2 separate regions of the Homo sapiens genome follow, and region 1 is linked to region 2. A link is a loop called in an ENCODE intact Hi-C map of the cell type or tissue named here. Cell type or tissue: sigmoid colon. All regions are shown on one strand. Links, peaks and the distances in the headings refer to the core of each region. The heading gives the core; the rest is flanking DNA. Region 1 holds the start of CSNK1A1L (casein kinase 1 alpha 1 like). Region 2 holds the start of POSTN (periostin).

Region 1 (16,130 bases), core at 4,667-12,666, 490 kb before region 2:
GATTTAAAAAGCTATAGCTGCCATTTTTCAAAATTTTTTCCTTTTAGTTTCTTTACAACTTATTACTTGCCTGGATTTTCCATAAATATTTTACATGCTGAGGGACATAGTGTTTTTAAGTCCTATGATTCTCCTGTGCCTAAACCAAGTTTCTAAATTATGTCATATGTTGGGAACTGCAGCCAGGAGTTAAAACTTGGCAGTTAAAAACTTGGATTCAGTACAGGTTTCTACTATTGCTTGGAATCATTCAATATGACCTCTTGATAGGTGGGGGGCTCTCTTTCTCTCTCCCTCTTTTTGTAGTTCCTAGGGATTTTAAAGTTGGAGGACAGAGAAATACAGAACTGATGATGTACTTTATTTGGAAAATGTGTGATCTTACTTCTGCACATTTCAGATGTGTGCTACTTTTTAATGTGTGTGACCTATGAGGAGCTATAAATATGTTAAGGAAAAAAGTACATACATATAAATGTGTGCATGCTGTTTCTTTTAAGCTTTTGGCTTTAAAATATAAAATGTTATTGTCTTCATGTGGCAGAATATAGTTCCTTTTGTTACTCTACAGTAAGTTCCCAATGTAAGAAGGTTAATGACAAAGAATCCAAGAAGATTTTTTAAAAAATTCTTTTGATATTTTTATTATAATGGAATTAAATTTATAATTATTTCAGTGTGCTCTGCTTGAAACATTAATAAATCTTTGTGAGTATTAGCAGAAGTAGGAAAATTTCTTAATAAAAATATTTGTTGGTGGAAAAATCATAGTAAAGGTAAACCTCTAAATATCTATTTGTAGACCATCAAAGCATAAGCACATCCATATGGTAGGAGATAACTAGTGTCTCCCTTCACGTCTACTCTTTTTTTTTTTTCAGACAGTCTTGCTCTGTCACTCAGGCTGGAGTGCAGTTGTGCAATCTCGGCTCACTGCAACCTTTGTCTCCCGGGTTCAAGCGATTCTCCTGCCTCAGCCTCCTGGGTAGCTGGGACTACAAGGTGTCCACCACCATGCCTGGCTACTTTTTGTATTTTTTAGTAGAGATGAGGTTTCACCATGTTGCCCAGGCTTGTCTCAAACTCCTGACTTCAGTTGATCCATCCGCCTCAGCCTCCCAAAGTGCTGGGATTACAGGCATGAGCCACTGTGCCCGGACACGTATACTCTTTTTTTTTTTTTATTTTCTTGTTTTACCCTCCCCAAAACAGAGACATTGAACAGTAGTTAGAATGGCCATCTCCCAACATTTAAAAAAACTGCACTCTCCAATGGGTGAACAAAGTAAAGAGCAGTAACTCAGAATTCAGCTGAGTAAGCCACTGTGGAGCCTTAAGTGGTGAGGTCTCCCAATATCACAGTGACGTGTCTTCAACTTATATCACCTTTTAGTGGAAAAACATAATTTAATTTTTGTGAAATGAGATTCATCTCTTGGCATGACTAGTAACAGCATTCACTGAATTTCACATTCTTCTTTTGTGAACTGTGAAGACAATGAATGGTATCTAGAAGAAAAATGGAATAATGATATACTAGGACAAAAACACCTATATTTTGTTTTACAAAGCTAACAGTAGTTTTAAATCTGCAACTTCATTATAGACCAACTATGCCACAACCTTTTCAAATGGCAAGAATGCAAAAATATTTCAGAATAAGTGCATACTGAATAAAAACACTGAAAAATATCTTGCTAGAGGGAGGTCAGGTTGGAAAAGTTACTACCAAAGCTAAATATTTTTCTTTTACATAAACTATACTCAAAAATAGCTTTATGAGACTGATTTCTGGAAAGGGCTTAATAGCTAAGAAACGAATACCTTAACTAACAAGGGTGGATAGAAAGAAACAAAGAAGCTTCCTACCCCCAACATTTGGATTTGTTAAGATTTCTTCAGCATTATAGTACTAATATATCCCTTAATGGCAGAATGTGGTAATCATGGAATTAATTATTGCTGAAGTAGTTTTCAAATGAAAAAGAGAAAAAAATAAATGAAACCTGACACAATCTGACCAAACGTGGCAATTTACAATTTCAAGGTTATTTTACAAAATGCCTACATTTACACAATAGGCTCCTGGCAGCATTTTCAGACAAATGTTCTTTTAATTTATCCTGACATGCTATAAGTGAATAAATTACACGATTTAAAGAATTAAAAGGAAAATGAGTTTTCCTTTATCTTGCATCAGAGAAAAAGAAAAGAACGTGCAAAAAGATTGAGAGGAAGAGCACGCACACACAGATAATTCAGAGAAGCAGACGGGGGTTAGGGAGGGTCAATGATCACAGAACCTCACAGTGTGCTCTCCAAGGGTAAAAGTCAACTGCTTATAGCCATTTCACAAGTATTTTAAACAACAATGTTTTGTAGTCAAACCCTTCAATGCTTGCATTCTTATTTGAAATCAGCCCAGCTATTAGTCAGTGGAAGAAGTAACAATACCAAGTTTTGGCAGGTGCAGTACTAGATATTTTACCACAAGTCATTAGAAAAAGAAAAATGAAAGAATACATTTCCCCTTCATACAAAACGATTATTTTAGAATAAAAACATTGAAAAAAGTTATATAATGAAATAAAATTTACTTGCAAGGGAATATCATGTAACAAATGGCTCGAAGTTGACTATCAAAAAATTGGGGAGATTTTTATTTCCTAGTGAATCAGCAAGGCATTTTTTGGTTGTTGTTTAAAAAAGTATTATTTCCTTATAGAAACAGTTTTCAGATTTTAGTGAACTTGTAAAACATAAAAGCTCCCATTTCAAAATATGAACAAAATCCCAGATCATATGGGTGTTTACGGTGATTACATTTATCTAAGCCATGTACATACATGTTCAGTTGTAAGATGTTAACTAAATTTCTGTGACAAATATGGTTGTTGTTGTTTTTAAAATACCGAGAACATGATATAGTTAATGTGGAATTCTAAAGATAATCTGGTAGTTACTAAGATTTTCTTATGTCTTCACAGGTAAGCAGGCGGAATCTTTCCTATTCTCAAAACTGGAATTTTTGGTTACTACTAGATCAGCTGGCTTACAGACAAGAAGCCAACCATTTTAAGAATGCTCTTTATGTGAACAATTTGCAAACCCCAGGGATGGAGAAACCCTAAAAATGCTCAATCATAAGCATTTACAACCTTTGCAGCTGTGGCTGAATACTGTCCTTCTGAAATGATATCTCAAAGCAGTCTAGTTCAAAATAAAAGGTTTTAACAAAAAATTGGCATATGGACAATGTCTCCACCAATTCGTGTGTGTCAACCATTTAGTTAACTTTTCTACTTGAATAAATGCAATAGAAAACCAGACACCACGTTTCACTACCTCAGTTAATATTCACAATTACAGAGGCTACACTTTGGGATACAGCATCACCAACGCTCCCCAGAGTCAGTTTATATTGAAATAAAGTTTTTTACACCAACTAAATGGTTGTTCACAGCCACTAGCTGGTGTACATATGAACTACAATTTCTAGATGTGGGGAGAAACAAATGCTGCTCGAATCATCTGCTCTGCTTCTTCTGTTCCTCATTCACGCTTAGTTATCTTTCACATTATTCTTGTTTTTTTCAGTTTGCTTGCCTGTCTGGGTTTGGGCCTGCTGACCCTGCCCACTGGAAGAGGCTGCCTGCTGTGCTGCTTTCTGCTTTAACATCGTCCAATCAAATGTGTAGTCATATTGGTGGTTCAGGGTCCTGAAAAGAATGCGGAATAGCTGCCTCAGATACATGTAATCTGGGACTTCCTCAAAGCGCAGCCCACGACAGTAGTTCAAGTACATGGCGAATTCTGCAGGAAACCCCTTACATAAAACTTCAACAGGGGTGGACATCTTCTTCTCACTAATCTTTTCATATTTTTGTTTTTTTGTCATAGCCCTTAGTCCTTGCCACGGCAGGCTGGTTCTATTAAAATACATGAAAACGTAGCCTAAGGATTCCATGTCATCTCGGCGGCTCTGCTCAATACCAAGATGTGCATTGATGCTGGCATATCGGACAGTGCCAATGAGGTGTTTATCTTCTCTGTACGGTATGTGTTGCCTGGTCCTGTTGTCTCTGTACTTTTTGGCCAAACCAAAATCAATAAGGAACAACTTATTACAGTGACGCCCAGTACCCATCAGGAAGTTATCTGGTTTAATGTCTCGGTGTAGAAAATTCTTTGTATGCACGTATTCAATTCTGCTGATCATCTGGTCGGCTAACATAAGTACAGTTTTCATGGTGAACCTTCTTGAACAGAAATTAAAGAGGTCTTCGAGGCTGGGTCCCAGAAGGTCCATGACTAGCACATTGTTGTCTTTTTCCTGACCATACCAGTGCATGTGGGGGATGCCAACCCCACCTTGAAGAATCGTGTAGAGTTTGCTCTCATACAGCAACTGGGGGTGCTTGACCTTCTGAGATTCCAGCTTCACTGCTACGTCCTCGCCGTTGGTGGTGGTGATGCCCAGATAAACGTCTCCAAAGGAGCCAGACCCGATCTTCCGCACCAGTTTGTATTTCCCTCCCACAACGAGTTCGGCTTTGGAGCCGCTGTTGTTTGTCATCCTGAGAGGCAAAGATGGAGGCTGGGCTCAGCCCTGACCCCTCTAGGGGAGGATGGAGGCCTCCGGGGCCCACCGGCCCGCAAGGCTGAGGATGAGGGCTGCTGGAAATGGCCACCGAGGCGTTTCCCGGTGTTACAGGGCGTGGAGTCAGCCTGATCCCTGCAGCACACCAGGATTTCCGCCAGGCCACAGTTTGCGAGGGTTTCTCAAGGTTCCAGGCTGGGCCACCACCTCTTTCTCGGTGGCGGTCGCTGCCTCGCTGTCGTGGCGATGTCGTGGGCTGAGAAAGGGGGCACAGCGAGTTGGGGCAGCAGTACTGCTGCCACCGCTACCAACGGCTGTGGGCCAGAGGGCCCGGTCACGCCGCCGGCGCCGCCATTTTGTTCCTCCACCTCAGCCAACCACAAATCGAGAATTTTTGGAGAAGCTGTTATTGTCTGAGACCTCTGTTAGGTGTTCCACTCATCTCACTCCATTTAAGACAAACTTGCTAGTCTTGTAAGGTAGCTATTATTTTCCCTGATTTGTTGGGTAAGAAAGGCTGAGTCTCAGGTAAGCGGCCTAAGGTTGCAAGAGATTGTGGGCGAGCTGGAATTCAAAACTGCCTAGGCTTAACTCGAAGCTCACCTTCTTTCAACTTAATCGTGCAGAAATGGGAGGCTTTTATAACAAAGATTTTCTTGTTTTCGGGCCCAGTCATTGTCCCATCTACTTCCTTAGCCATCATGTCTCCCTGGGTTAATGCGAGTCGGGGTGCCACCTCTTGAGGTTTTTCTGTGTGATCTCAGTGGTTGCTTCTTTAATGAGTTTAGTCAACAAGAGTTACTTACTGCTAGTTAAATTGAAATGTCTTTTTTTTTTTTTTTAAAGCGATCCTTTTGAAATTTTTTCATAGAGTGCTTTGAATTTAAATAGGATTCCACAGAGACGTTCTGGCAAAACTGACTAAATGAAGGATTCAAGTAAAATTTAACCAAAATATGGAGAAGAAACAGAAGCCGGCAGTTCTGAGCATTTTCTCAGAAGAACTGGGGCCAGCACTAGCAGAAAAAGCGGTACCATTTCAATATTTTTATGAAAGTTCACATCACAAATAACAAAACCCGTGCGATTATTTTGTTTTATGAGGAGATGGGATAGGAACTGAGTATAATCCTAACGGGGCAGTAGCAACGAATTTGGGGGCCAATGGCAGAAAGGCAGGAGAGAGAGGTGCAGCTTTGAAAGCAGGTATTCTCACTTTACTGTCTCACATAAGTTAGTGCTGTTAACTTTTCTGACCTGCATCAATCTATGGCGAGAGAAGGAGCTGGTTTGAGACATAGACGGGCATAGAACATTATAAAGTGCTTTAAAACATTTTTAAAGTCCACTTCAGACAAATATGTGAGGTGGGTAGCGCAGTATATTACTTGGCTTTGCAGCAGGAACAACTCGCAAATCTCAGTGGCTTACAATGACAAAGTTTATTTATCATTCAGGTTTTATGTAAGCTGTAGATCAGCTGCATCTCTGCTTCCTGTGTCCTCTTTGTTCTAGAATGCAGGCTGAAAGAGCAGCCTCCTTAGGAGCATGCTGTTCTCATAATAAAAGGAGTGGCAAATGTTACATTCCACTGGGCAAAACACATCACATGGCCAGGTCCAAAGACAGTGGGGTGAAAATACATACTCCTACCTCAGGTGGATAGTAATACAGTATACTGCTGGCATATTTTATTATTATGATTGTACTTCTCATTTTATACAAGTGGAAATCAAGGCATAGAGAGGTTAGATGAATTGCCCAAGACCACACTACAGACAAGTGTCAGAGGCCAATTTGAAACTGAATTCTGACCCAAGGTAGTTACTTTTTATACCGTACCAACTAGAATGGCATTTCTTTCATTTACTCATCCAACTTTGTTGAAATTTGCCTGGAGAACAATTTCCTTTCTAATAACCAAGAATAAAATTTATGTTGTTAACCCACTGCCCATTATGCTTCCTTCCCGTTCAGTCTTCCAGTCAATGGCTTCAACACGAACCTTGAAATTCAAATAATCTCTATGTGAGAGAAGTCACTATTCAAAAAAGTTACAGATAACCCATACATGGACAAAAGCTTGAATCAAAAAATCCCCTTTCAATTCTGGAACTAGAATAGTTTAATTATAGTTTATTTATTGTTTACTAAGTCCCATACTTTTTTGTACCAGTTAAATAAAGGCACTGTCTATAAAGAAGGTCAAGTGTAACTTATAATGGTGGTTGGGTGAACCTTCACTTACAGGGAAGTTGTGAGCATCTCCAGAATGGGGAGGATCAGTAACTGAAGTGATGATATGACCCTGAATAGCTTCCAATCCAGTCTCCCATGAATTCTCTTACCACAAGCCGGTGGGACTGCGGATTTTTCCCCGAACACATACTCCCTGCATTTTTTCATCTTTGGGTCTTGGCTTATGGTGTTGTTTCCTCAGCCTGAAATGCTTCCAGCCTGCTTTATCTTTCCCATCGCCCAGGTCTAATCCTAATAATCTCAGGGCTCTTCCTTAAATGCTGTTTGCTCCATGAAACCTTTTCCAATCTCCTCAACCAAATATAAATACTCTTTTTAAACCCAAACAACACTTTGCTTAAACTCTTGCATCCCCTCCTACCCTTTTGTCCAAAATTTTTCCATAAAAGATGTGCAACAAATAGTTTTTAAAATGGAAGTAAATTGAACTACTGTATTTCATAAAGTTTTGTGGACAGTGTGTGGGGTTGATGCATTCTTTATTTATTCATTCATTCAACAAATAGTTATTGAATGCCTCCTATTTGCAGGCATGAGTGACTCACCAAAGGTGGCATAGGTAGGTAATGATGGATTCAGAATGGAAATCCAGGATAGCCTGCCTCCAAAGCCAGTACTTTTAACCCCTACATAGACATCAACAGCCAGAGGCTCCTGAACGCTGGGTGGCTTCACTGTTGGGAATATATTAGTTCTGTTTCTTTTCTTTAATTGTATAAAGTATTTTACCAATGCATTTTAAAGCTATGATTTAGCCTTGATTTCAAAATTGCCTCTAAAATAATTTCTATTAATATAAGATGACCCCAGTAAAAGTAAAATAACGTATTCTGGGCAGGATTGTACTGGGTAGTATTGTACTGTTTAACAGCCAATTCGGGTTTTGTCAGTCCTGAACTTTATACAATTTTTTTTGTGGCCCTCTTTAAGAAAACAACAACAACAACAACAACAAGAACAACAACAAACAGGCATGAAATATTTAACTTAGGAAAAGAAATCATTGCAATTTACCTGAGTGTTAGAGGGTCAAGTCTTTTTTTTTATCCCCTAAGCTATCTTGATGCAATTGACCAGAAATTCTTACATAGAAATGCTTCCACATTGCAATCTGACTTCTCCTCCCCACCTGAAATACTTCACAACTCCTGTCCACTCCTAACACTTAGAAGGGACCTTGCAAAGGAGGCTTTATTCACTTCCCTGTAAGTCCGTGTCTGCTTTTGGCAATTAAGAAATGATACTCAAATGGCATTGGTTTTAGTCTCATATGAATTTTGGGGTTAATTTTCTGGGCTTCTTGGTATCTTTTCCCAGGAAATGGAGACACTTTAGTAGAATGGTCATTTGAGACACAAAAATTTCTTAGTTAAAAAAAAAAATTTTTGGCTATCAAATTGGGTCGGCAGTTGTCATTACAGAAACCATTTGGCATGAATATAATCTCCTTTTGGAACTATTTAAATAGAATACAAAATAAATCAAAATATGTTCTTAAATAAATAATGCTGTCACTAAGGGATTTACTGACATTTATGTGGCTCAAACACTATGTTCAGAATAACATTACCCAGAATCAATCACTTCAATTTTAAAAGATCCTGGAGATGACTAACTTTATAGAAGGATTTAAGTCATTTTTTCCTCAAAGCTTTTTGGAAGTATTGGCACTGCAAAGACAGTGAGACACTATTGGAAATGAGGTTATTTGGTGTAGTATCAAAAATCACAGCAGAGGGCGTCATTGTAATGTGCTGGATTTTTCTTTCTTCATGAAAGAATATTTTCTCCATGGCTCTGCATCTTTCTGTTCACTCATTTTGAAACTTGCAATATGTTTATCTGAAAAAAAGAAAACACTTAAATACCAATTTTACTATATTGAGAATGTAGGGTTCAATTTCAGCCTTAAAAATCATTACTTATTTTGTTTGGTTCCCATGAAGTTATTGCAATTCTGGCACCTTTCTGGACTTCCTTCCAGAGCAGTGAGGAGTTGTGTAACCTCTTTTACTTTTTCTTGCAGGTTGTCACCTTATTAAGACCATTCAAATTGTTGGCAGATCATTATGTGAACACATTCATTAATTATGTTACTTTATTCAAAGATCAGAAAAATTACATGAAAACAGTTCATGACATCACACTTATTGCATCTTCCAGTTCCTTTCAGTGAATTTTGCTTAAGTTCTAACAGCTATCTACTCTAATACAAAGAAAAAGCTGTAAGTTGTAATTATGTCAGATGTTCAAAATGAATGAGACTAAGTATAAATGATTCATTAATTTAGGTTGTTTTAATTATTTTATGGATTCATCTTGTGATTAGTTTGACTGTGATTAGGGTGAACAATGGATTGGAAAATAAAAGGATTGGCTGAACTACAGTTTAGTGCATCCTGAATGTGCATACACAGGCTTGCACTTAATCCCAGTGAAGTTCCTTTTTGACAATTTTGTCTAAGAGAGAGCATCTCCAGCAGAGTACAAATATTTTTTATAACTCTGGGTTCTGCAGTCAAATATATTTATTTTTCAAGTCTCAACCTGGTTCCTTATAATTATGTTCACAGAGATATTTAATTTTATCCAATCATCATACACTCTAACAGTACATGTCTAGCATCCTGTTTTTTTAAAAACAGTAGTCCTAATGATCTGTCAGAAAAGACATATTTTTGAGATAAAGGAGTTTCTAAATAATGAATTATTGTTTAGTACCAGCTTTTGGAATCCTTACATTTTAAGGAACTTGAATAATTTAAATATTAGATAATGTAACTCCTCATAAAAACAGTGTCTAGACAAGGGCCAATATTGCATTGAGATTGGATGAACATTTTATTTTGCATATAATTGTTGTCTATAAAACAAAATACTAATAATAATGGCTACCAGTTAGACAATTTAGAACATGTCTTACTATTTACCTTTGTGGTAAAACATTGCATGTTTTAATTTTTTTCTAATAAAATATTATACAATAACAAAACTGGACAATATTGTGAAAAACAACCATTTCAGGGCTCTTGAAATTCACCAAAGGCATACAACAAATTGAGAAGCAATTATTCACAAAAAAATGCTGAATGTAAGTTAGTAGGAGCAGTGGGAGTCTATGGTATTCTTATCTGGGGCTTCTCCTATCCATGTCTTCTGTACCCCATTCCCAAGGTGGATCTGTTGAGAAGTTTATGAGAGCACTGCTGAATATGAAAACCAGCAGCTTCCCTGCCAAAGGGGGATCATTCGGTTTGGCGCACAGTGTGGAAAAACTTCACACCCAGTGGTGTTGTCAGTAGAAATAGTGATCTTTGTGGCAAATGAAAGGAAAAGACTAGCTGTTCAGGTAGTCTGAAGTTACAGTCTTGGTTGCGGCAAACAATGGACTCGTAGACAAGCCTGGAAGTTAACAGGGAGATCTGAGAAATGATAGCCTTGGAGGGCCTTGCTAAGTTCTCCATGTATCTATGCAGGGGAGACTATGAGAGAATCCAAATAAGCCACATATCTTTGGCTAAGTGTGAGACAGGCCACAGAGGAGGTGCCACCAGAAGGCCTGGTGAGAAGTAATAGCCAAAGTCAACTTGACAACTGATTGAGTGAGTCAATGGCAAAACTTTCTTTGGATTATTTAACTGGTATTAAAAGACTATGCAAGGATTTTACAGTTTCTTTTATTTTTGTAAATTCTTCATAAATTTTAAATTCTAATTTATTGGAATATATTCTAATTTATTGGAATATATTCTAATATGAAGGAATACATATATTCCTTCATAATAATTAGGAATAATTTAGGAATACACTAGAATGGGGAAATGTTTTTTAATTTCTGAATTGTGACTCTCTGAGCTCATTCCCCATCTATAGATTAGAGCTCTTTATTGGCTTTACTACTTTTTTTAATTTTAGAGGAATAATATCTATGAGAACCTTGCAATATTAATAGTAGCTTACATTTATTGAACACCTATTATAAGGCAGACATTGTGCTGTGACTTTACACACATTTTATGTCATTTAATTCTCATACTGGCTTTATGGTGATGTTATTCCCTTTCTGGGTGCGGAAATTGGAGCTTAAGCAAAATAACTTTTCCAAGGTTATAACAGCTAAGAAGTGAAGTATGTGGAATGCACCTTGGCAGTCTGATTCCTGAACTCAGATCCTTAAATACTATGCTATGTTTTCAGATGATGGTGCTATAGAATACAGAATATTTTTCTATGACTATAATAACATAATCTGATAGCAATTAAATTACCTTATGTAGAGTTATTGGTACATTAAGCAGGTTTTATATTTCAGTTTTTTTAAAAGAAAACCTTCATATCAAAGAGAATTTCAAACAGGTACAGAAGTAGATAATAATGTAATGATCCTTCATGTACCCTTCACACAGCTTTGAATACTTTTTATAAGTGCTAAAATTACTGCTATCTATGCTAAACTTTGCTGCAAAAAGGAAATATTATAGACCAATTTTTTGTACAGTGAGCATCAGTAACTGTTAATTTTGCAACTAAAATGTTCAATAATGGATTTTACTAACTCATTACTTTGTGAGTATTTCCTTTTAAAATAGGCACACTAAGGCCAGACCCTGTGGCTCATGCCTGTAATCCTAACACTTTGAGAGGCTGAGGCAGGAGGATCACTTGAGCTTGAGTTTGAGACTGCAGTAAGCTATGATGGCACCAGTGCACTCCAGTCTGGGCAATAGAGTGAGACCCTATCTCTACAAAAATAAATTAATTAAAAAATAAGTAAATTGAATAAAATAGATACAATACGTTTTTAAAAGTAGACAACTCTGTGCAAACAACATGAAGAGTACAAGGAGGAGAGGGTTGTAAATATTCTGTGGCTATTTGGCATAATGGAGCAAATGACTGGAACGTAGCAGGGTAGAGCTGTGGAATTTGGTTTACTCATCCTCTGTTTCTTTAAGATGCTGCCTATGGACCTCTACGGGTCTCCCAGCCTCTGTCATGTGACCCCGGGCTAGTCATCTTCTTTTAAAGACTTTTTTTTTTTTTTCTGAGAAGTTTTAGGTTCACAGCAAAATTAAGCAGACAATACAGAGTTCCCATATCCTCCCTACCCCCTGCCAGCCATGCATAGCCACCCTCACCATCAACATTTGGCACCAGAGTGGTACGTTTATTACAATTGATGAACCATTCATACCTCATTATCACTCAAAGTCCATGGTTTACATTAGGGTTCACTCTTGGTGTTTGTCATACATTCTGTGAGTTTGGACAAATGTACAGTGATGTGTACTTACCATTAAAATACCATAAACAGTAGTTTCACTGCCTTAATAATCTGGCTTGGTCTTTTATTCATTACATTTTCTCTTTTATAAGCATCAGTATTGTTCTTTCCTGGATTTCTAATAATCATGTCATGGTTTTCAGTGACTTGTGGAGAAACTGAGAACCAGTTCTCCGAATCTTGTCCACAATTACTTGGCATAGTAGTATTCAACAGAGCTATGGTAGTTTGCAGGACTGGAAGGAAATAGTAATATGATCATATTTTGTTCTTTTAGGCCACCTACAGAAATATTTTGTGTTATAGAGAGGATTTAACTTCTTTATTTGAAACCTTAGATCCCTTGAATGGGATATGATGTTTTATGCCATATGTTTCTGTAATAGTCTTTAAATTCTTGTTGTCAAATGTATTTCCAATAACTCTGGCTCCTGAGAGAAACTACTCTATTTTTCTGCTTTTCTTTGGCCTCTAGAATGCTAGAAACTGCATTTTGGTTATTCCTGTAATTTGTGGCCCTTTAAAATACTAATTGTCTTTTGCTTTTCAAGAAAACTCAAAATCATGTAAATGAGAGCTATTTCCTTTGACTCCTTAAATCTGGAGTGGGCAAGCCCACTGGTCAGAGTAGGATTCCTGACAATATCCCCTGTCTACACTATAGCCCAGGTTGCCATATACACAGTGGAGTTGTAAAGATCCTGTTTTCTGTTCAGCTAGAGTTCTTGCTGCTGAACTAGGTGGATTTTACTCAGTTTTAACATAATCTGCAGATTGCATAGCACAATCTACAATTTTGTGCTACATTTTGTGGAAAATTTAGATGACTAAATGTTTTTCATTTTGAAGGACTTAGAAAAGGCAGTGTGGAGCTGTTAAGAGCTCAGATGCTAGAGAAAGCCAAACACTAGCTCTGCCACTTACAAGCCAAGCGGTCCTAGGAAAAGTGCGCTTCACTTTTTTTATTTGCATAAAGGACATATTACTAGCAATCTCAAAACTGTAGCTAGGATTCATTGAAATAATGCACACAAAGCCCTTGACTTGGTCTGGTGCACACTAAACCCTCATTGTTACCTGAAAGAAGAAAAGTGGTAACAAAGTACACTTGGATTTCATAACTACAAAGTCTCTTCCCTTCTAGGATCCTCCAAGGGGGTTCCATAAAATCAAGTATGAAATAGTCTTTAATGGAAGGGCTAATATGGTCTGGTTAGAGTCCATGAAGACTTCTGGATTCTTGTTGCTCTTGTAAGGTTAATTTGGATTATACTATTGTGTTGAAGGACATAATTGGGAGCCAGGGGAAGATGCTTTTGTCTCTCTTCAGAGTATAGTTCTGTCTTCCACCCATTCTGAGAATCTAATGTAACTCTGAAGATGATAGCAGGGCACTTGTCTGGTTTTTGTTTAAGTTTTTCTACCACAAAATCTCAAGTTCCGGTAACCTGAAGGGCTAGTCTTTCCTTTGTCTGGTTTGGTGGTTGCTAGAATAGAGTCTACCTGCTAACGTTTTATTTCAGAAATATTTTGTACAAAGCTTCCTTCATCTGCTATTGTAATGTTCTTGTTAACATGCAACAGTTTGCTAAGGGATCTCTGGCTTTGGTCCTGGCAGTCTGGAGGCAATGAAATACGTACTGCCAGGTATGTATCATAGAACATTTCCATACAACTGAGCAGAAAGGCAGACTCTCATGTAGAATCAAATGAAATAATAAAAAAATCCTGTAAATCTCAAAGATCCCATCAAAATTCTTGGATGGAATTACTTAGACCTGGCGAATAGAAATACAGCAGCATTTTCAATGATTTAAAAAAATCTCATTGAAAATACTGGTGACAGCAAAGCAAATTAAAAGTTTAATATCATTTTGATTATATAGTATTTTTATAAAAAGTCTTAGTCCTTTCGCATAATTGATATGGTGAAAGAAATTTTGGTTATATGCTCAAATGTGAGAAGAGCTTGGTTTAACCACAAGATCCATTATTTAATAAATATGTAATCTTGGACCAAATAATGTTCTGAGCCTTGGTTTTCTCCTCTGTAAGATGGGGTTAATAATCTACCTACTTCGTTTGGTTTTGGGGAGGCTTGAGTAAGATAATATGTATAATCTGTAAAGTACTCTGTAAATAAAATACGTTAATCATATGATTTCCGATGTTCAAAACTGAGAGTGATAAAATCTTACATTTGAAATGAACATTAGAAGACATCCAATGTATGCATCTTTCAAAAATAACATTGTTGAAATTCAAAATGTAACATTCAAAATATAACATTCAAAAATAACAACGCTATCTCTGTTTGGTCATTACCAGCAATGCATTCAGACTACTTAGGATGCAAGCATTCCACTTGCCATTGGGCAAGTTTCTTAAATTGGGCTCTTTAGGAAGCAGACTTAGGAAAATTAAGGTGCGGGGCATTTATTAGGGAGTTGGCTTGGCATCACCCCTGAGAAAGGAGAGAAGGAGATACTATAGGGCAGAGGACAAAGGCTTTAGCTGAACCCATGGTGAGCTTGGGCCTTCAGTGGCCCCTCAGAGTTATCATGAATTTGGGCTGGAGGGCCGGGCCTTTATACCTCCATCATGACCAGTCATTGCAGGCTGGCTTCCACAAAAGGAGGTGCCATCTTGGCAAGGCAATTCTCTTCAGCTGAGGCCATCCCCAAGGAAGGTTAAAAACTGAGGCACATCTTCTGGCAGTCCTCCTGCAGCTAGTGGAATAAGTCCTTCCTTCCTCAAGGAGACCCTGTGAATTATGGCATCCACCACAGCAGGCCCTACAGATAAGACATTCTGCCTTATATTGAGTTGACACCTTCCTCACTGTGACTTTCATGTAAGCTATTCTCTTCTGAGTCAATTCCAAGTCTTATCATTATTTTCTAACAGATAATTCTTTACTATATTCTGGCAACACTAGTGCTGTAATACTGATACACATATATGTATCTATATCACATATATAAGATATATATCTCACATAGATATCATATACTCAAACGTATATTACACACACATATATAAGGCTCAAATATATATTTATACACCTTTGCATATACATATGCCCAACTACACCTGACACATAGCTGTTAGTGACCATAATTATGTCATTTATTGGAGATAATAAAATAAGTCTGCTCTTCTAAGAGAATCAGATTAGGAGATTCTGTTTTGGACATATTGAATATGAAGCACTTTTAAGACATCCAAGTAAAAATGTTGGGCAGGCATTTGAATTTACCTGGAGCTTCAAAAAGGGTCTACTGTACAGATAAGTAATTACAAGTTGGTGTTTATATAGTAATTGAACTATGGGTCATGGGTGATATTATGAAAAGAGAATAAAGAGTAGAGCAGAGAGAGAAGAAACATTCTAGTAGGCATGTTGGGTTTACTTTGATTAGCAAATTGGCTTTTACAATTATTAGAAAATCATTTATTTGCCAGTATTTAAAAATCAGGAGGTTCCACATGATCCAGATTGAAGCTACTCTTGAAAAACTAAAAAATCAGGCAACATTTATTTTTTTATTTCTGCATGCCAGTAATGACCCAGAGCTGGGTTTCCCCTTTAGATACTGGATTTTCCCTTCAGTGGAGGGCTTCACCCCCTGAGGTGTGTGCAATCACTAGTTTAGTGTCGGGAGAGAGAGGACCCGTGGCTGAGACACAAACAACATCAATATTTATTTATTTTATTTTATTTTATTTTTTATTATACTTTAAGTTCTAGGGTACATGTGTACAACGCGCAAGTTTGTTACATATGTATACATGTGCCATGTTGGTGTGCTGCACCCATTAACTCTTCATTTACATTAGGTATATCTCCTAATGCTATCCCTGCCCCCTCCCTCCACCCCACAACAGGCCCCGGTGTGTGATGTTCCTCATCCTGTGTCCAAGTGTTCTCATTGTTCAGTTCCCACGTATGAGTGAGAACATGCGGTGTTTGGTTTTCTGTCCTTG
Region 2 (16,130 bases), core at 2,904-10,903:
CAATATATATTTTGGACAATATCTTGACCCTAGGAAGCTTCACGTTTTTCATTAGGCCTGCTCAGTTTACTTTTCTCAAATCCCCAGAGCAACTGTCAGCTGAAAGGCAAACATTTCTGTCATCTGATCATAAAGTCCTGATGATATCTCTGGAAATTTCAGCAGAAGCAAGCAGATGGCAGACCAGTCAGTCTTCCTGTCAATAGTATTGATTTCTTTGGTTATTTGAAATTAGCATTTACATTTATTTCAGTGCCCAGACGTAACTATGTTTTTGAAAATGAATCTACTTTAGAAAAATAAGCTAATACAATTGAACAAAGGAGACACTGTTACATTTCTGGTTAAAAAAAAAAAAAGCCAGGCTTCAAAGTAGTGATTTTTTTTTTTTTAATGGAAAGCAAGAAAGAATTTTGGCATAGCCTCTGTACAAGCCTTGACATCTCTCATATATTTAGATGGTTAAAGTAAATTTATGGCATTCTTCTCTATCTTCTAGGAAGGATGTAATAAGCATTCTCCCTAACATTTCAGGGTGAAGGTCCTTTCTTATCTAGTTAAGTGTGCATTTCAAATATGCTTCATGGTATCCAAGAATATAAATAACAAAGAGGAAAACTCAGAGCCTTAGAGTCCCTACTGGGGCCTAGCTTGCAGCATGGCAGAGATCATTGTAACAACTGATTGCATTATAATTGTGTGAATGACTCACAAGTCTAGCAGAAGTCTGCACAATAATAGGAATAATGTTCAGGTCAAAAGATAACATCATGTTGAAACTCTATTAAGCCAATGAGCAGGAGATGGTCAGCAAAGTCCTCTGGTGCCCTAGACTTGGTTACCATGTGGAGATGCAACCCAGCTAAGCTTAAATGCCTTGTATACATGGTTCTTACTTAGAAATAAAGACAATCTTGTGCATTTCAAATAGGCATCTGGTCACAACTTCCTTTCCTGTCTACATCTATGCATTTGTTTAAAAGAGTTTAATTTTAAGAACAATTGATATTATGCATTATGGTTACTTAGTAATTTCACATTTATCAATTCATTTTATTTTCTCAGAAACTCTATAATATAGCTATTAAATCCATGTTTTACAGGTAAGTCTACAAGAAGTTAAGTGATTCCATATTTAGTATCTTTTTTTTTTTTTTTTTGAGACAGAGTCTCACTCTGTTGCCCACTCGGGAGTGCAGTGGTGCCATCTCGGCTCACTGCAACCTCCACCTCCTAGGTTCAAGCGATTCTCCTGCCTCAGCCTCCCAAATAGGTGCCTGCCACCACATCCGGCTAATTTTTGTATTTTTTTTTACTAGAGATGGGGTTCACCATGTTGGCCAGGCTGGTCTCGAACTCCTGGCCACAAGTGATCCACCTGTCTCAGCCCCCCCAAAGTGCTGGGATTACAGGTGTGAGCCACCACTCCTGGCCCATGTTTAGGATTTATACCAATATTATTAACTTAGAAATAAGTTTCTAATAAATTATTCCACCCGAACTTAGGGTAACTGAATTTTAATGCTGATGTATTAAGCAGGTTCTTCCTGGGGTCTTTTGATTCTCAAGGGATCCTTCACTGAGGGTGGACTTCAAATTAATAGGAAGCAGGAAGGAGCCACTTGCACTGTTTTCTTGACTGGGGATGACACCTAAACCTTTCTGATTGCATTACTTGCCCTATTTATGACTGGTCTCCCTCATTGTAAAATAAAGACTTTGGATCACAGGAGTGGTTCTTGACCTTAATAAGTCCAGAGTGTTTATTACTTTTTTCCACCAATATTTATTGGTAAAATAAACCAGAAGGCATGTCTATTAAGTAATAAATAATGCTTTCAAATTTTAAGCTAATCAGTGAAACATATGTTAAAACATAATCATCCTTTGGGCTATTGAGATATTAACTATAATGATGAGCTTCCGTTATCACCTTGTGGACCTCTGGGGATGGAGCATCTTGAACGGAGAATCACTGGATTAAATAAAGAGATAAAACTCAAGTATTTTTTAACTTTAAACTTTGATGAAAACTCTCCGGTAAACTGGAATACTTTAGACAATTTCCAAATGACTAGAGACAAACATTAACTTTTTGCCTCAGAAACTCTGATATTTTAAATCAGTTTGTTTTTCTGGCCCACTTTTTTATAAAATGAGGAAACTAAGTCACAGAGGTTAAGTGACTTGCCTAAGATAAAAGAGGGCCAAACCAGGAGTAGAAACAACATCATTTACTCACACGGATTCTATACCCAATCCTGAGCCATGTGATCTGCTTCCTTCTGGCCTCCATGTCACATGGATTCAGGAAGAAATCTGAGTTCTAATAGTAATATTGGAGATGCAGGGAGAACTTCTTTATTCACGTATGTATTCCTTTCTTTTCTTTAAATAACTCTCACAATTTTGGTCAGTATTTTCAAGAAGAATGGTGTGTACACCCAGGGGAAGGCATATACATCATGATGTTGTTTTTGGAACTGACATATTATGAAAAAAAAAAGAGACTTACGTTTTCTGTCCACAGATGGACTTTTTATACCAGTTCTTACAAGTGCTGAAGTATTTCTTTTTGGTGCCCAAAATCTGTTGAAGGGCACAGACATTTGGGCTGGAGGATAGAGGGAAAGGAAAAAAGTTAATGTCCTAATAATGACTAGTTTTTCGTATCTAAAGATTGGTTGATAGAAGAAAATGTTGAGATGTGGATTTGATATCCAAAGACATGATTCTAGCCTTGCACAAATCTAATTATTGACACAATCCTACTGAATTGTTGAAAAACCGAAAGTCTACAGGAGGTGGCAGGGAGAGAGAGAAAAATTATACATTTCTGAGAGTAAAATACAAGCTTTTCAAAAAGTTAACCAACTAGGACTATTCAAACAGTATGAACGTAATTTTATTTCTATGTGCCTTATTACTTTTAATGGTAGATAATCTACTGACCCTTTTTAAACCAAGCATGTGCTCATTTGGAGGATGGCCATAACTTCAGGGCTCTCTGGAACAATGAGAGGTCAGAGAGCAAAAGAGACAAGGTTTATTATGTACACAGACACTATACTCTGTAATTTTCTAGGTAAGTAATCACAGAAGTAAATGTGCTAAAATTAACTTTGAAACAATATGGTTGCACAAAGGAGAATTTATCTTTTTGAATGGAAGTAACAGATCAGAACATCCTCTGTCACAATTTTAAGGTTCCCCTTCCCCTCTTAAAGGGACAGAAGTCTTTTTTCACTGTAAGTCAAAGAAGCTTGTGAACATTATGAAAATTCCTGTGAGGCATAGGAAGAAGTGCCAAGATCCGCTTAAAAAATTATAAATGGTTGGATAAGTTACAAAATTATGTGTAATTTTAAAAATGCTTAGTTGTAGTTGCATTAGTTCTATAAAATATAAATTACCTTTGCAAATTTTACAGAATTCAGAGTTTAAAAGTAACTTAAATGCTTCAAAGAATTCAGAGAACTAGTTACATTACCCAGTATTTAACCTTCATATGTAATTTAAATAAAATTTTCTCTAACATCATGTGAGATATTTCAATGCTGTTTGCATACATATGATAGTTCCTAACAATAGATTTTTTAATTTTGAAAACTCAATTTCAGATTTTTGGAAGAAAATAAAAACATAAATAAATGGAATTATAAAAGAATGCCCAGCTAAATTGTGTTAATTAGATTAGAATTATATAACATTTCATAAGAAAGCAATTATATTCAAGGTATTTAGAGAGCAATTAAGTCTTAAAGCTTAAAAGTGCATAGATAAATCACAGAATACTCACATTTTCCTTTTTTTCCTATTACTTTATAATAATTAGGAAAAAAAACCCTGAGGCATATATGAGAAACTTTATGCATACTTGAACATCTAACAAGCTGAGGAAAAAGAAAAATGGTTTATAAAACCAAACCACTCACTTACCCTTGGTCCCGACCCCTGATACGACTATGAGCCAAGATCTTGTCATAATGATTGTTGGCGTTTATAGGGTTAACAATAAGCAGCAATAGTAGAGAAAACATGGGTAAAAAGGGAATCATCTTGAGTCTCTCCGTTGCAGTTAGTCCCCGAAGAGAACTGGCAGTGGGCTTTGGAGAGCTCAGAATTTATATACATGTCAGAGTTGTGGGAGGGAACACTGCATCAACCTGAGAGTCTGAACTCTTTCCAGGAAGCATCGGCAACTTCAAATTGCCAGCTAAGATTTGTTTTGGTTAGTTATATTTAAGGAACACATTGAGCTACTTTTCCTTTTCATTATAAAGAAGGTACTTATTTTTAATCATATGAACAATTGACTCACTGCATGTTTAAGTCTCAGTTTTATTCCTTTGTATCTTAGAGGGTTTTTAAGAAAAATTCTTTTGTTGAGTTTTAAGAGATATTCTGCAATCCTTTCCAGAGTAGAATGTATAATGTCTGTGTGCTCAAGATTATTGTTAGGTGTTATTGCAGTTCACATCAGAACTGAAAGATTATTATTATTATTATTTTTACCAGAAAACAAAGGTAGATGCGAGTCTGACAATCACAAGGGGGTAAAGGCTGTTGATTAAAAACAAACTCTGGATAGATTTAAAACTTGTGTAAGATATGAAATAAGAATTCTAACTTGCTGAAGAACCATGTAGGAGAGTCCATATTTTCCTTGCTATCGTACAAAAAGGAGAGCTACCTCTCATTTCCTTTCTTTTTCAAATATCAAGGAACATATAGAGTTAACATAAATCTACTCTGACAAATTTCTCTAAGGTTTGAAATGAAGCAGAAAGGAAAAACATTTGTGCTTTATTGTTTTTCATGACACACTTTATGTGATGTTGAACATGTCTATGCAGCACATCTACTGATAACCACTGGTGAAAAGCAGCCAATATTGGAAGCAAGTGTTACGAATCTAGAGATAACTAGAACAATTAAATACATATTAGGAAACATGGACATTGCCAAAATGATTCTTCTGATTTTATCAAGAATAACTAAAGCCTTTCAATGTTACACTATGCAATCCCTAGCCAAAGGAATGTGCGTTCTTACTACTCCATGCATATGTCAAATGTTCAGAAAACTTTGGATAAAAGAAATCTGAATATCAGAGGGAAACAATGAGCTGAAATGGTAACCACAATCAGCTTCCTTGAATAAACAAGCTGCACACCATCCTAAAGTGTAATTCCAATCCATTTTGCTACAAGATGCTCCCTCTGTAATGTCATATCCATGTTCTTTTCCCACTGGTGAGGTAGAGAGATTTTGTCAGAATTCTCCTTGTTGTTCTATTGGGAAGGCTTTAGGGGAACTGGACTGAACTAGAGAGGATTCTGAGTATCCTGAGTTATGCTTAAACTCACTATGGGATATTAAAATATTCTACAACTTGCTGCTTAGTTTATTAAGAAAGCACACAGTGAAACCACAAATGCTGAAATATGATCGAGAGGCCATTTCAATATGAAAATCTTGGGATTAAGTTATAGAAAATGAAGGGGCAATTCAAAAGAAGAGCTGGAGAGGAGATAGCATAAAAGTTAAATTATATTCTGACCCTGGTCCTTTGTGGAAGGAAGAGTTTAGTCTATCATTTACATTTCTCTGAATGGAATCATTCTGACTTTATGAAGTCATCTTTTGCTTTATATTATAGCTTTCTATTACTCTTATGTTGTGCAAATGGCAGGTGGTCAGTAACTGCTTATTGATTAGGACGGATAAACTATCAATATTATTAAATTAGCTGTTAGGACATTCCTGGTTAAATGGATATATAAAAGTCTTCAACTCTAGACCAGTTAGACATTATAATATAGATTACACTGCTACTAATGCCACACTTTTCATCTTTAGACTGATGTAACTACTTACAGACCTTTTTGTAATGAAGCTGATATCTGCTCAAATCCAATAGGGTTTGACTGGAGGTGAAGGATGAGGTACTCAGAGAAAGAGATATAGACTTGTGTAATAAGTATCAAGGGTAAAAAAATATATATTTTTAAATACAGTCCGGAATGATAACTGATAGACCTGATTGTGAATACAAGGAGTGAAGGAAGAATCAAAATTTCCTGCCATGTTGCCTGCTTTCTTAATATTGCCTGGAACGAATTAAAATTTTATTGATTATTTTCAAGAACAATTTTAACCTAGTCGTTCTTTGCAACCAGTTTTATGCACTAGTATTAATGGCTTCCATTCATCGTGGCTCTTGCAGTTGTCTAAATTGACAAATAATTACATGAAATGAGTAGTGAAGATGGAAATGCAGTCATATTTCAAAAGATTACTTCTCCCTTCTGACAGGTGAGATTAATTTATGCTTTTTTGTGGAAAGCATGATATATGCTCATACAATTAAAAGAGAGGTCTTAAATCTTTCTTTTCACACTTCAAATAATAGAGACCATAAGTCTATCCATCCTGAGCATTATTTCTGGAACTTGTGTAAGTCCCATGAAAATCAACAAATAGCAGCCCTCAGTATTTAAAGTTAGGATTAGTAATGACATCACGAAAGATCTTGACAATGCAAGCCAGGTGTGCATACAAACTACCTGCAAATTTAGATGTTGGGGAATATCCCAAGAGAAGGAAAAAATTAGGGTAAACATAAAAAGATTATAGCACTGGAACTTAAAAAGCTAAGGCCAGGCCAGAAGTGTGATATTATATGCCTAATAGTGGGAGGAAGTCTCAGCAAGTTTTCGGTAGGATAAGGGAAGGAAACAGTTGTAAGAAAGATAATGGAAGAAAGAGTAGTCCAAGTTTTAGAGAAGATATTGAGAATCTTGCAAGGAACATAATTCTTCCCTTTCTGAGCACTCATCAAGGGTCAAATTTTCTCTCTCTCTTCCCTGCCCCCCACCGTCTCTCTTCACACAGGACCCTTATTCTTCTGCATCAGAAAAAGACAGTGACCCTGGGGTTGTCCATGTAATTTTCCTGGGAGATGGGAGGAAAATTGAAATGATGATAATTAAGTCTGACTTTCAGGGTTGCAAAATGTGACCCAGAAATATAAGTCATTCATGAAAACTAAATGGTTTACTATGTAACTGAAGAAAAATAATGTGACTGAAAGAGAGGATCATTTGTTTCTAGCTGTCGGGATGCTAATGTATTGTCAGTTTGCAAATTATCTAGTGGATCTTTGTAACAAGACTTGTAGCCTCTGGAGACTATGAACTCATTGTAATATCATGCTTACTGCCGCCAGCATGTAACTAACCTTAAACTTGCCCTATACTGTCTAAGATTGGACATAGACTGTGGATTCAACAAACCTGGATACTCAAGCCAAGTGCAGATTTTTTAAAAGTAAAAATTTCCTTGGTTTTGCATGATCCAGAGTAGCTATTTGTGCCAAATTATTTCTAAGCCCCTGCTTTTTAACATATAGGTTACAGGATCGTGAAAACATTTCTTGAGCATCACTTTGCTTTCTTTCTGGCCTATTTGCAATCTACATGTAGTTTGCAACTTACTTGTAAAACATAATAAGGTCTTGAAGTTAGTGCCCCACTTTCCTGGGGGTAGCACTTCCATGTCCAACTATCTTGTCTAGTGAGGTTCCCAGGCTTCCTGGACAGCTAGGTTAACAGCTCTATAAATTGAAGTTCTGGCAAAGACCCAGTGATCTTTGTTTCTTTTGAGCTAGGGAAAATGTTTTCTTAAAATGACTAGGTTAGGCTGAACTAAGCCTACAGGAGCAGGAATTCAAATTAAACAAAAGTTAGATTTCATGGTTTTTTTCCCTTTTTAAACTATGCATACAGCCCAAATAAAATTGAACATCAATGAACAACTTGAAGAGGCCAAAGAAGAAATATATAGGCTCAGATATTTGTGGCTGGACACATTGTATAGTCTACAAGAACTGTAGGCACTCTCACGCCATCCTTTTGACATAATACTTCAACGGATTTCCTCTGTATATTCCATAAATCTTCATCTTCTGGCCAACATTTCTAAAATAATGAAATCATATTCAGAGAAAGAGATGATTAACTGCAGTGCAAAGTAGACATGAGGTGATGTTTCTTTAATGTTAACTCATTTAGCAGCAAGACAAAAGGCTTTCTGAAATAAATGCGAGTAGTATGCCATCTTTCCGGTATAACTTTAAGCTCTCACATCATTTAAAAGCCTATCAAGTGTCAGGTCCACTCTCATATTAAATAGTCAATCCTTGTAACTATTTAATCCTAATTGAACTGGGTACTTTTGCAATTTTAAAACTGGGTGCTTATTAACAGTATCTTTATTAGCAGTATTTACTTGCATTTCTCTGGAGACATCTAGTGGAGAAAGTATAGTATACAATGTTTCTAGAAGCACAGATACCATATTTTGATTAAATTAATAATCAATATAAAACTTACATAAAAATCTTAGGCATTTTACCTGTGTTTCAAAATGCCAGTCAACTGAAGATTCATGATGCACTCTTACATAAAATATTCTACAGCCAATACATATTGGCCACAATAAGCGATGCCAAATCTGGATAAAAGTTGAAAAATCTAGTCCCGTTTTTTTGTGTATGTGGCCGAGACATAAATAGCTTCATTTTTTTTTAATCTGGGTTTCTGTGGTTTTTTTCTACACTGACATAAAAGAGTGACATGTGGTTAGAAATTATGACTGAATTTTTCTACTTCAAACAAATGATTGGAAATAATCACTTCTGCAGTCTGATTTCATTCTTTGGTTCCTTCTCACATTTATACACCCCTTACTTCTGACCCCCTGATACTGTTGACATGGCTTGCATCTTCTCTCTCATTTGGTTCTGGATGATTTTGTTTGAGATGTAATTAAGACCCTACTCATCATCTGTCTCCTGCCCACAAATAACTTTTAATATTCTTCCAGATTAGACTGTAAGATGAAGGGATGGATAATTGCTGCAATTAAAAGAACTCTGTAGCCATCTATCTTTCATAGTGCTAAAATTTCAACATCCCATCTGGAGCATTTGGTCTGCTGAAAGAATGGACTAAATTATGGTAACTCCATAATTTGTAATCAACCATTTATCACTTTCCTTGGATCCTTTCCCTCTGAAATAGAAATACTCTCAGGTCCCATGCTTAGACCTGCATTTCTCCACTGATATATCCTCTCTGCTGATTTGTCTATGTCCGACACTGTCCTCAAAATCCCTTTGTCTATTTCCAGTGTTTTTAGTACAGGGTCTATATATGCTTCCTCTCTACGTCTGAAAAGCTTTTCAGATTTCTTCCTAGGAAAAGTGCCAACCAAAGTTGAGTTATTCCTCATTTTTCAATCATAATCTTCCAGCTATTCTCAGACACATTGAATATATTTTGATCTAAAATAACTTTTGTTGCTTCACTTCACCAGATAATGATATTATGTGATGAATTTCCAATTGCAGAAATCGAATAGTTACAAAATTTCTTCTTCTTGTTATCCCCATATTTCTTCTTCTTGTTCTCTCCATATATCATGAGGGTTTCTGCTTTCCTCTCTAAGAGGCATGCATCTGATGAAGGTTTTTATTCACTTCTGTTGTCCTATATGCAAAACAATCTTGGGATACTCTGTTAGTGCTGTGGGGAAAAATGGAAAAGACCTGCTCTTCTTTTTATGCTAACAAATGTGCAACACTCTTTATATCTTTATTATTGTTCCCAAGGACACATACTTGTAGAGAAAGTGGAATTAGATAAGTTAAAGTGGAATTATATGAGTTACAGGATTTCAGGCCATGTGGGACCTGAACAGGGGTTTGGATGTCATAGCTTCTCAGTACATAATGAACAACAAAAAGAGTGATATCATTAGAGAAAGTTAAAGGGTAGAGGTTGGGGTGGCGGGTGGAAAAGAAACTATTTCATTGGACACAGAAACTAATTCTTTGTTTCTTTTTCAGAAAAAAAGGTCTGTGGTAATGATGGAAGCTTTGGGCTTTAAATGGAAAAAGAATCTTTGATTTTTCCAGTCTGCTTTTAGGTTTCATAGGAACACATGCACCCAGAAGTGCATTTTTACCTTTAGCAAATTATTTTCACTTTAAGTAAAACAAACACAAGTATGCAGGCGTTAGGTGAATAAAAACAAGAGCAGCATATTCATTATAATGGCTTAAATGCATACTAGCACTGTTTGAAATTCATATACAAAGTACAGTGTGCGAAGGAAATCATTTGCTTGGATGTGAGTTGATAGTTCCGCTAAAATGAGAAACTGACTTCATATCCAAACAGTATAAAACCATAGAGGTGGTGAATTAATAATTCTTCAGCAAGATAGATTATTTGGGGAACCTCAATTTAGAAACAGATTTGTCAATTTTTCAGTTGCATTTAAACATCTATCAAGATGTGTTTTCACCATGTGGCAGATAATCTTTTATAGTTTTTTTTTCCTCTACCCTTACAAGATTATTACACAGGGGATAATTGAGATGAATAAATCATTTGCCCAAGTTGACCCACATTTTACACATGTCAGCTTTGACAAAGCAGAAAGGAAGGTAGGGAAACTCAGTTAATTTCCCTGGATGTTCCAGTTATCTATTGCTACCTGATACATCACTCCAAACTTAGTGCCATAAAGTAGCAACCAACTTGATACGCTTCAAGTATCAGTTGATCAAAGATTCAGATAGTGCCGAATGGGAATAACTTGCAAGTTAGCCATACCATTCCACGATGTCTGTGGCTTAAGCTGGGAAGACTGGAATAGCTGGGGTGATTTCAATAACTGCCAGTGGTCAATTAGGACCCCTTGCAGTGCAAGATCCACTGCCAAGATGGCTTATTCAGTCACGTGTCCCCAGATTGACAAGGATGTTTGAAAGGCTGAGCTCTACTGGGATTCTCAGCCAGAGCACCTACATGTGGCTTCTTCAACACAGTGGCCTCAGAGGAGTTAGACATATGACAGCTCAGTGATCCAGCAAACAAAGCAGAATATGCATGGTCTTTTATGAGCTGATGTCAGAGTACCCACGGCCATCATCTTCTGCCACATATGCTAATGGTTGAAGCCACCAAAAATGAACGCAAAAAGGTGAAGAGAGCATATAGACTCTCACTTGATGACAGGAGACTCAAAATATTTGTGTCCCATACACCCTCCCAAGACTAAACCAGGAAGAAGTCGAATCCCTGAATAGACCAATCATAAGTTCTGAAATTGAGGCAGTAATTAATAGCCTAACAATCAAATAAAGCCCAGGACCAGGCGGATTCACAGCCTAATTCTACCAGAGGTACAAAGAAGAGCTGGTACCATTCCTTCTGAAACTATTCCAAGCAATAGAAAAAGAGGGCCTCCTCCCTAACCATTTTATGAGACCAGCATCATCCTGATACCAAAACTTGGCAGAAACGCAACAAAAAAAGAAAATTTCAGGAGTATCCCTGATGATCGATGTGAAAATCCTCAATAAAATACCGGCAAACCGAATCCAGCAGCACATTAAAAAGCTTATCCATTATGACCAAGTTGGCTTCACCCCTTGGGTGTAAGGCTGGTTCAAAATATGCAAATCAATAAATGTAATCCATCACATAAACAGAACCAATGACAAAAACCACATGATTATCTCAATAGATGCAGAAGAGGCCTTCGATAAAATTCAACACCTCTTCATTCTAAAAACACTCAATAAACTAGGTATTGATGGGACATATCTCAAAATAATGAGAGCTGTTTATGACAAACCCACAGCCAATATCATATTGAATGGGCAAAAGTTGGAAGCATTCCCTTTGAAAACAGGCACAAGACAAGGATACCCTCTCTCTTCACTCCTATTCAACATAGTATTGGAAGTTGTGGCCAGGACAATGAGGCAAGAGAAAGAAATAAAGGTATTCAAATAGGAAGAGAGGAAGTCAAATTATCTCTATTTGCAGGTGACATGACTGTATATTTAGAAAACCCCATCGTCTCAGCCCAAAAACTCCTCAAGCTGATAAGCAACTTCAGCAAAGTCTCAGGATACAAAATCAATGTGAAAAAATCACAAGCATTTCTATACACCAATAATAGACAAACAGAGAGCCAAATCATGAACAAACTCCCATTCACAATTGCTACAAACAGAATAAAATACCCAGGAATACAACTTACAAGGAATGTGAAGGACCTCTTCAAGGAGAACTACGAAACACTGCTCAAGGAAATAAGAGAGGACACAAACAAATTGAAAAACATTCCATGCTCATGGATAGGAAGAATCAATATTGTGAATATGGCCATACCGCCCAAAGTAATTTCTAGATTCAATGCTATCTCCATCAAGCTACCATTGACTTTCTTCACAGAATTAGAAAGAAACTACCTTAAATTTCATATGGAACCAAAAAAGAGCCTGTATAGCCAAGACAATCCTAAGCAAAAAAGAACAAAGCTGGAAGCATCACGCTACCTGACTTCAAACTATACTACAAGGCTACAGTAACCAAAACAGCATAGCAATTGTACCAAAACAGACATATAGACCAATGGAACAGAACAGAGACCTCAGAAATAACAGCACACATTTACATCCACCTGATCTTTGACAAACCTGACAAAAACAAGCAATGGGGAAAGGATTCCCTATTTAATAAATGGTGTTGGGAAAAACTGGCTAGCCATATGCAGAAAACAGAAACTGGAACCTTCCTTACACCTTATACAAAAATTAACTCAAGATGGATTAAAGACTTAAATGTAAGACCTAAAGTCATAAAAACCATGGAAGAAAACCTAGGCAATACCATTCAGGACATAGATATGGGCAAAGACCTCATGACTAAAGCACCAAAAGCAATGGCAACAAAAGCCAAAATTGACAAATGGGATCTAATTAAACTAAAGAGCTTCTGCACAGCAAAAGAAACTATCATCAGAGTGAACAGGCAACCTACAGAATGGGAAAAAAGTTTTGCCATCTATCCATCTGACAAAGGGCTAATATTTAGAACCTACAAGGAACTTAAACAAATTAACAAGAAAAAAACAAACAACCCCATCAAAAAGTGGGTGAAGGATATGAACAGACACTTTTCAAAAGAAGACATTTATGCGGCCAACAAACATATGAAAAAAAGCCCATCATCACTGCTCATTAGAGAAACGCAAATCAAAACCACAATGAGATACCATCTCAGGCCAGTTAGAATGGCGATTGTTAAAAAGTCAGGAAACAACAGGTGCTGGAGAGGATGTGGAGACATAGGAACGCTTTTACACTTTTGGTGGGAGTGTAAATTAGTTCAACCATTGTGGAAGACAGTGTGGAAATTCCTCAAAGATCTAGAACTAGAAATAGCATTTGACCCAGCCATCCCATTACTGGGTATATACTCAAAGGATTATAAATCATTCTACTATAAAGACACATGCACACATATGTTTATTGCAGCACTATTCACAATAGCAAAGACTTGGAACCAACCCAAATGCCCATCAATATTAGACTGAATAAAGGAAATGTGGCACATATGCACCATGGAATACTATGCAGCCATAAAAAGAAAAAGTTCGTGTCTTTTGCAGGGACATGGATGAAGCTGGACGCCATCATTCTCAGCAAACTTACACAGGAGCAGAAAACCAAACACCGCATGTTCTCATTCATAAGTGGAAGTTGAACAATAAGAACATATGGGCACAGGGAGGGGAACATCACACACTGGGCCCTGTCGGGGGTTGAGGGGCAAGGGGAGGGATAATATTAGGAGAAATACCTAATGTAGATGATGGGTTGATGGGTGCAGCAAACCACCACAGCACATGTATACCTATGTAACAAACCTGCATGTTCTGCGCGTGTGTCCCAGAACTTAAAGTGTAATAAGAAAAATAAAAAAAATTGTGTCCATTGGGAAATGGTGTTCAAACCCCAAGACTCCTGGTAGACCTAGAAATGCTTACAGAGTTCTCTAACCTGTGGTTAAACTAGATCATGTATGTGAAAGTACTGTGAAATATGCCAACTGCTATACATCAAATGGTTACCTTATTTATATTTTATTTTTAGAAAATCATCAGAAAATCACCCTGCTGATGGTGTTCCATCTTTCTGTATTCCTGGATTACATTTCCCTTTGGGATTTTGTGTTCAATTAAATACAGGGTAAAATATCTATCTACCAAGGCAGGACATTCTTTGAGCTCTTAGAGAAGAAAGGACTTTTAGTAATAAAGAAAATTTAGAAAATATTAGAAAATAATTTAGAAAAACTGGATGATTTTAGCATTTAGTAATATGAAGTATCACATTGCAGATTTAAATGTCTGACCTCTAGTGGTTGCAACTTCTTTTTGCAACTGTGAACTCAAAATATTGTGATTGATAATGTTTAAGTTAATTGTCAGTTAAACTATTTAAGAAAAGGGATAAGTAATATTTATAAACGCCACTTACCATTTGTGTGCTTTCCATTCCTTCTAGTAGATCCAGATTTCTTGGTATCATTTTGCTCAGCTTGAAGAATTTCCTTTTGCATTTCTTACAAAGAGAGTTTCTAGTGACACATTTTCTCAGCTTTTACTTATTTTTGTTTCATCTAATTTTTAGAAGAATATTTTCTATTCAAGAAAATTCTAGGTTGACTTTTTCTTGTTGGCAGTTATTATAAGTTTTTTTCTTTTATTTTCTGGATTGCAATGTTTCTGATAAAAGTTGACTCTCTTGTCATTTTCCTCTGAATACAATGTATCTTTATTCCTATGGATTTCTTTTCCATCTCTGGTTTGGGCAGTTTGTCTGTGGTGTGCTGAGATATGGATCTCTTCATATTTATCTTGATTGGGACTTGTGGAGATTCTTGGAACTATTACATAAACTGATGTCATGAAAATTACAAATACATTTCCCTGGCTTCAAACCTTGGGGCTTTTGTACTCTGTAATTTCTCAGAGAAAAATAATAGTGATACTACAATGGCATTTACAGGCTTTTCAAGGCCCTGACAGGGTGTGTACAGGTCAAGGAATTTACAGAGATGTGACTTTTTCTTGTGAAATGGGTATTCATGTAAAAGCGGCTGGAGATTGTTTTTTAAGTTTCAGGTGATTTAAAACCAGAGCCAGTTGTGAAAGCAATTTGAGGGACTAAACTAAGAGTCGACTTTCAATTTGAATATCAACCACACTCAAAAAGACATAGGGACCCAGTTTTCTTTGTTTTGATCTAAATCGCCATGGGGAAAAAAAAAAGGAAAAGAACTTCATTCCCTGGTCTTACAAAAACCAAAACTAGAGCACTCACTTTAAGTCTGAGGGCTGGGAAAATTAACCATGACACCAAGTATACTAATTTAATTTGTCCATGTCCATGCCCTGATGTGGAACTCAAAAAGGCCATTGACAATCAGAAAAATCAAACAGCCTAAACTAGAGAAAATTTGATATGAAAAGATGGAGTAAATAATTAATTACATAGGAATTATCACTAATAAATTCTGTTGTGTACATGTCAGTGGCTCTTCCAACATCTATAATAACTACTGATAAGTAAAAGAGTCAACCTAGAATTTTTCTTGAATAGAAAAGATTCTTCTAAAAATTAGATGAAGCAAAAATAAATAAAAACTGAGAGAATGCATCATTAGTGACTAACGGAAATTCTTCAGACTCAGCAAAATGACAACAGGAAATCTGGACTTACTAGTAAGAGTGGAAAGCACAGAAATGGTAAATAGTAGGTTTTTTTGTTTTTTATTTTGTTTGTTTTTTGTTTTTTGAGATGGAGTCTTGCTCTGTCGCCCAGGCTGGAGTGCAGTGGTGCAATCTTGGCTCACTGCAACCTCTGCCTCCTGTGTTCAAGCAATTCCCCTGCCTCAGCCTCCTGAGTAGCTGGGACTATAGGCACGCGTCACAACACCTGGCTAATTTTTTTGTATTTTAGTAGAGACGGGGTTTCACCATGTTGGCCAGGATGGTCTTGATCTCCTGACCTCGTGATCTGCCCGCCTCAGCCTCCTAAAGTGCTGGGATTATAGGCATGTGGCACCGTGCTCGGCCTCTCCTGTGATTTATTTTCAAAATCCTTCCATTTTAAATTCTGGAACAACTATTTATTTACTTATTTCATGGTAAAAAGTATTAGTTTTAAATAATCACCTTCTACTTTGAAAATAATTATG

Evidence for each region. Peaks named below come from ENCODE experiments on the same cell type or tissue, not always from the same donor. Only the 100,000 strongest peaks of a DNase experiment are listed, where the experiment ranks them.
Region 1: it touches region 2 in a loop (8-fold over the local background); 77 of 110 quality-filtered maps call a loop at or near these places.

Annotation. Positions count from the first base shown.
Region 1 is chr13:37,100,681-37,116,810 of GRCh38, forward strand. It overlaps CSNK1A1L (casein kinase 1 alpha 1 like), which reads right to left and starts at 4,984. Exons shown (of 1, transcript NM_145203.6): 1 at 2,579-4,984. The coding sequence starts at 4,576. The coding sequence ends at 3,563. In sigmoid colon, for the core only: a CTCF peak has its summit at 8,594 (motif pointing right); no DNase peak of the experiment used is centred there.
Region 2 is chr13:37,594,669-37,610,798 of GRCh38, forward strand. It overlaps POSTN (periostin), which reads right to left and starts at 4,100. Exons shown (of 23, transcript NM_006475.3): 1 at 3,940-4,100; 2 at 2,516-2,614. The coding sequence starts at 4,058. RefSeq lists an enhancer at 320-969. In sigmoid colon, for the core only: a CTCF peak has its summit at 8,350 (motif pointing left); no DNase peak of the experiment used is centred there; H3K4me3 peaks cover 1,874 bases.